Linked DNA regions of Homo sapiens: region 1 is linked to region 2. A link is a contact called in ENCODE Hi-C or POLR2A ChIA-PET data. All regions are on one chromosome and are shown on one strand. The core of a region is the stretch at or near the end of the contact, and the rest is flanking DNA. Distances in the headings are between cores, read along the strand shown. Region 1 has its middle 32 kb from the start of MIR3059. Region 2 has its middle 84 kb from the start of MIR3059.

Evidence for each region. Hi-C counts contacts between places; a loop is a spot of excess contacts on that map. ChIA-PET counts read pairs that join two places held with the same protein, here RNA polymerase II (POLR2A). Pooled maps may share reads with other maps.
Region 1: a loop to region 2 is called in a map of mammary epithelial cell, with 3 times the contacts of the local background. The contact joins two enhancer-like sites. A Hi-C loop is called at or near these places in 3 of 168 maps with a recorded cell type or tissue (PC-9, endothelial cell of umbilical vein and mammary epithelial cell) and 2 of 50 pooled maps. POLR2A ChIA-PET finds 5 or more read pairs at or near these places in 3 of 52 experiments (HEK293, PC-9 and activated T-cell).

The regions. Positions count from the first base shown.
Region 1 is chr12:86,711,210-86,714,293 of GRCh38, reverse strand. It overlaps a transcript of MGAT4C not described here. Among named protein-coding and RNA genes, the nearest start is that of MIR3059, 32 kb to the left of the region's middle. Within about 2 kb of position 1,778, at least 4 of the 41 ENCODE cell types and tissues checked have a DNase peak (open chromatin) inside an H3K27ac peak, as active enhancers do; they include PC-9, where a contact is called at or near this core.
Region 2 is chr12:86,659,448-86,662,742 of GRCh38, reverse strand. It overlaps a transcript of MGAT4C not described here. Among named protein-coding and RNA genes, the nearest start is that of MIR3059, 84 kb to the left of the region's middle. Within about 2 kb of position 1,807, at least 2 of the 41 ENCODE cell types and tissues checked have a DNase peak (open chromatin) inside an H3K27ac peak, as active enhancers do; they include PC-9, where a contact is called at or near this core.

The sequences.
Region 1 (3,084 bases), core at 529-3,028, 52 kb before region 2:
AACATTAGTATACTTGTCTTCAAAGTGCAACTTATATATGGAGGTAGAAGAGACTTAAGCCAACAAAAAAGTGAAATGCTAACCTGCATTTTGGTAAAAATACTGAAGTATTTTCTCTCTGTCTTTATTTTGTCCCTTAATTTCCATAATTGGAATAGATGTCCTTTATCCATTCAATGGATGCCTATCAGATTTAGCTTTCTATAAAAATTTCAAGTTAAATTTTTGTTAAGATGATAATAAAATTTAGTGCTGTTGCTTCCTATATGAAATTTCTGCAATGCTCGTGAGGACTCACATGATGCAATAAAACATACTATGTGCAAACCATTTTCTAATATGCTTCTAGCATACCTGTCTACATCACAGGCCAATATAATAAATGTTTAAAATATGAATTAATAACTAAAGGGGGCTCTGAATTACATAATAATGTAATACATAAGTCCGTAGGTGCTGAGGCCTAAAGTCAAATCTTTTCTCCTTCACTTTCAAGCTATGGGACTTTGGAAAAGTTACTAAAATTATTCAAGCCTCAGATTCCTCATCCTTAAAATAGAGATATCAATGGTGCTGACTTCATAGGAGTTTTTAAGAAAATAAAATGAACTCATATATATAAAACTACTAATACATTGTAAAAGCTCAGAAAATAGTTTAGCTAATGTTTTTGCATTCATAACTATTCATTTCCTAACTTTACTCAATATTTTCATGAAACTATCCTTTCTTGTAGCATATAGTCTTCAAAAAGTTAAAAATACATATCTTTACTATAGAGGTAGAAGCCCTTATAATTCCACAAATATTAATTTTATAATATTAATTTATAACAGATGCATTCATTATGATGTGAGAACCCAAAAAGATGAATGAATATTTTCAGAATAAGATGATACATCCTCAGAGGGTAGGGTCACCCTAATAGTTGTTGGTTGAATGTTCAACAGCTGTTTGAACATATTGTCATTTGGGAGAAAAAAGAACCAATTCATCAAAATCAACAGTACTCACAGAGGGAGTTGTACAGTCTCATAGCTACCTTTATATCAAATCTACTCTTTAAAAAACAACATGTAAACCATCTGTTATACATAAGAAGACACAAGTTAACAGTAACACTGTTATTTTCAACATAAGTGGAATCCCTTAATGTAATTGTATAAATAGCATGGTGTGTGTGTGTGTGTGTATGTGTGTGCAGCCTTATGTATTTGAGTGGAACAATTCCATAACGATTAAATAGAATCAAAACTGGGTCTACAGACAGTTTCAGAATAAATAGTAGAAAATTGCAGATGGACTAAAATGTCACAATGCTAAACTTTTAACAAAATTTCTATCCATGAAATGATTTTATCAATGCTTATTACTCGTCTTATAGGGGAAGGATGGCTTTTTGTTTTCTGGCTTAATGTTATAAATCGATAGGTATTGGGTGGTGGAAAAATATAGACTCTGTTAGAGAATGGAGCCAGAGGAGGCAAAATTGTCTACAATCGGCAGCTACCTTTTATGTGTGAACTCAGTAGAGCTTTTCCTTCCTGGTACCTGACTTGAGACTATAAGCACCCTGGCTACTCGATTCTCACCTTCCTCAAAATTAATTTTGTTTCTACTGTGGCTAGAAGATGAACATATTTTTAAAAACTCAAGTTAGTGATTCATGCTAAAGAAAACAAGCCAGTTTTCAAAAATAATAGTTTCGTCATGAGTCACAGTGACATCAGATGGCATAAATGCTTTGTCAAGTGGATCTTACTCAAGAGATTCCAGCATCCCCTAAATGACTCATTGCTCTTGTGCTGATAAAACACAGCCCAGCATATTTCTTTCCCCACGTTTTTTGAGTTTCTCCTGTTGACTTATACAAACTGTCTGAAGTTTTTCTTATTTTTTATGGTTAGTCATTGATTATGTTATTCATGGATCGAGAACTGATAAACATCTTAATTTCAGAAAACACTTTCTTGCTCCCTATGCCATCCTTTTATATATTTTTTTGAGTTGGAATGTTGTATTTTATTGTTGCAGGGTAAAGAAGCATAAATTCTGTATGTATACATTCCAAAAATATTTCAACTTTTAAAAATTGTGGATATCTTTTAAATATAAGTTTATAAGTTATTTATTCTCCAAACGTATCTTTTATTACAATATTAAATTTATTATCTTCTCATTTAATAAATAAATGAAATGGGAAACTGCCACAAATTTAGAATCTAAAGGGTTTATTGTATATGCAGGTACTTATCTAACATAAGAAATCATCACCAGCACATGGCAATATATCAAAATTGAAATCCTCTCCATTTAAAATTGTAGTCTGCTCCCAGGGCAGGACAGATTTTGTGGGCATATGATCTGTGCAGTTAAACAGTCCCCACAGTTAAAAGGTCATCATGGTTTATGGCTCTGCTGTTGCTGTTTTGAAATTCTTAATAATTGTTAACAAGGGGTTTCACATTTTCATTTTGCACTGGGTCATTCAAATTGTGTGTCTGGCTCTGATACAAAACAACACAAATATGAGACATATTAAATTCTTCGTTTTTGTGTAATTTAATATATTAGCAATTTAATTTAAAAATATCAGCTTAATAACTAAATTTGTGAGATGAAAGTCTATCTTGTTTTCATATTTTTTTCTTCCATTTATCCTTTATTCCAAATTAATAGAGATCTTATACTACTGAACTAAAAAAGTTGTACTACTTAAAAGAAAAAACAATATAAGAACCAAAAACCAATTTTTAATTAGTGTTAACAGTGTAGTGACCATCTATACACAAAATCTTAAGTACACATTTGTGATTATTTCCAAAACTATGCGGTAGATCTGTTTTGGTATACTGACTGAATCCTCTTTATTGGGCCAATGTGCCCATCTCCCCGTAAATATGAGTGTTGGTTCCTAATGTTCAACTTTAGCCCTTCCCCAGCTCCTGGTACTGGCAGCTAAGATGGCATCTCAGGAGCGCCAGGTACAGACTTTACCTTAGATGAATCTTTACCCCCTTTTGGCTCTTTCTCTATTCCCATACTGTTTCTCTTCCTACATTGAGTCAATAAATTATTAGTATT
Region 2 (3,295 bases), core at 558-3,057:
TACAAGTATAACAACTCAAATGAGAGCTACCATCCACTCTGTCATACACTATGCCAGATGTTTTGTATCCATTTTTAATCTTCTGAATAGCCCTACAAGTTGCAGCCTGTTATCATTTACATATTAGAGGTTTGAGGATCTGAGACATGAAAAAAAATCACAATCAGTAAGGAATAGAACTGAGATTCAAACCTGCAACTTTGTAATTACAAAATTATTTGTTTCATTCTATATTACAAATGCTCCTAGGATTTATTAAGTAATGGCAGAAATATGAACCAAAGGTTGATAACACACATAGGTCATTGCCTAAACTTCTGTGTCTATAATCTTCATAGGGAGATTATTCTTCAAGTTATTCTGAGATAAATAGATAATAAACACATATGAATTTTTCACCCCAAGCCATGCCAAGACTATGTGCTAAGATTTTAGATTTTTAAATTCAAGTTTTAATTCTTTTTTCCTCCAAATATAATTTTGTGATTGTATTCGGTATAAAACAATGACTTATGGGATACATGAGTTAATCTCATATTGCTCTGATTTTCTGAGCATGCTGACGTTTCTGAGAGCCTTGGGCTCATTAATGCCTAAGTATTAGTAGGTCACTGGGAGTAGGGGTCTTCATGTCTTCCTGACTCAAAATGAAGGCTAGAATTAAAAGTAGATTAGATGCCATTCTTCAGTGTAATTAGGGTAGGTTAGTCCAATGTGGTGGACTGCACATTAGAAACTAAATATACAGAAGAGTACATATCCCTGCCCTGCTTCTGTTTTTGGTTTATTTATTATTAAGATTTTTTTAGATGGAGTCTTCCTCTGTTGCCCTGGCTGGAGCACAGTGACAATCTCGGCTCACTACAACCTACACCTCCCAGGTTCAAGCAATTCTCATGCCTCAGCCTCCTGAGTAGCTGGAACTACAGGCACACACCACCACGCCCGGCTAATTTTTGCATTTTTAGTAGAGACAAGGTTTCACTATGTTGGCTGGTCTCGAACCTGACCTCAAGTGATCCACCAACCTCAGCCTCTCAAAGTGCTGGGATTACAGACATGAGCATCATGCCCAGTCCCTTCTTATGTTTGATTGCTTCAGTTGTACCCAGACAACCTCCCATTCAAAGATACTTTATTAACTCACCTTGGACTACCTTCTACGTCCTTAGTATTTATTTCATCAACTAATGTTTTCTATTCTCATTAAAAAATTAATTTTATGTTTTACTAGCTTTAAAAAACATACAGTTTTATATTTTGTAGTTATTTGGTTATTAATTTGATAGGTTCATATTTATATTTTACCTTATGACATTAAGATGATTTTTTTACATTTTAAATATGTATCTTATTTATTGTAATATTTACTTTAAATCTCATTGCTTTAACTTTTATCTTGGATTATATATTTTTATTTGTTTACTCATAAAATTATTTGCTTTAATATTTCTTTTTTATTTTACTTTGAAAATTGTGATTTTTTAAAATCTAATCTTTTTTATACTGATTTTTTTATTTGGCTTTTTCCTTTTCCTTTCTTTTTGTTTTCTTTACATTTTTTTCCTTTATAAATATCAACACAACTGTGACTACAGTGATGGTAATATAGAAAGAACCCAAGCTATCAAGGGGAGACTGTAGGTCTTCTTACCCATAAACTTTTTAACCATAGCTCTCTGACTTCCCCAGAGGGTGTACTAACTCATTTAAGAATGTTTACCCAAGAAACTTCACCCTTAGAGAGCCAGTTTATTCTACCCAGGGCTATGAATCACCATGCAGATGTCACTCTTGATTTATTGAGATGATGTTGCTTCCTGACAGCTTACATCATTCACTCATTGTATGAGAAATTGCTTTTAAAATTCATGGTCTACATATGGATAAGGCATGCATGTTATGGTTTGCTATAAATCAGAAAAAGATGGTATATAGAATGTCCCAACTAGGAACAAACCCTCCCTGTGCTACATAAGGGCTGACCCTGCTAAGAGTATAAATGGAATTAAACATCCTAACTGACAGAAGCCAAGGGAATAAAAGGGTACCGTTAAATATTAGTGTCCTCTAGGGTACCTGTCCTTAGCAGCCTTCACTGCACTTTTGCTAATATCATCCAGTTTCTATTATGTTACCTAGCAATTCTCTGCTAGCATCTATATGAAATATTTAATAATTATGTTGTAGAAAATTTAAAAATCTGTATCCCAGGTTAGATCTCTTTCCTGAACTCCAGATCTTTATATTCAATTACCCAGAGGACACTTCCATATAGATATTTAATGCATATCTTTAATTTGATGTATTGAATTAAATGTTACTCACTAACTTCATTCCCTGAAAATCTCTTTGAATCTTTTTGTTTGTTTGTTTTTGTAGTATCAAAGAAGGAGATTGCTTTCTTTCTGAATTCCACATTCCAAGGCATCAATCATCCACAGTACAATCTAGGGGTTCTTGACTTCTCCTTCTTCTTCAATCACATACACAATCTGTTATCAAATCCCGTCAATCTACTTTGTTAATGGCTCTACATCTATCAAAAGTATTACACTCCCTTTTCACTTCTTTGGAATGATCATCAAGGTCTCTTGTCCGGTATGTCAGTTATCAACTTACTGCTTTTAGGCTCCAACTTCATAATGCATTGTCTGATCTGTTAAAGTAAATCTAAGATCTACAAGTTATTTTATTTTGTTATCATGACTTCAAGCTGTGTAAATAGAGGGTGCTGGACAGACACTGGAAGAGGAAAGAGTTTTTGCTTCCTCGTTCTGACATGCTAATGTAGGTAGCTTTTTTTTTTTTTTAATCACCCTGCTCTTGCAGTTTATAGAGACCAGCATTTAATTCCCCCAGCAAACCTTCTTGGATGGTTTTGTAGTAGAATGCCACAGTAAGACACTATTTAGTCAACATATTTCTGTTAAAGGACATATTTTCAGCAAGTTCCACAGGTGCAGAACCACAGTGACTTCTCTGCCAGGCAGGGAGTCAGAACCATAACCTCCAATGAGTTCTAAATGTCAGCCATGGATGGGGAAAAAGAGAGGAGCTAAGTCTCTTTTCTGATCTTCCTATCTCAACCCTAGTTCTTTTTGTTATTGTTTTGTACTTCTGGCTGCTTCTTACATTTGTTATTTAGTTTTCCTCTTACTATCCTACCCTTCATTACTCCAACCCTATTTAATATTTAATGTTTCTATATATTAAACTTGCCCTGTTCGAATTACTTATAGTTTCCCTGTCCTGATTGGATCAAGACTACACAAGTGCAGTAAGCTAGTCCTCC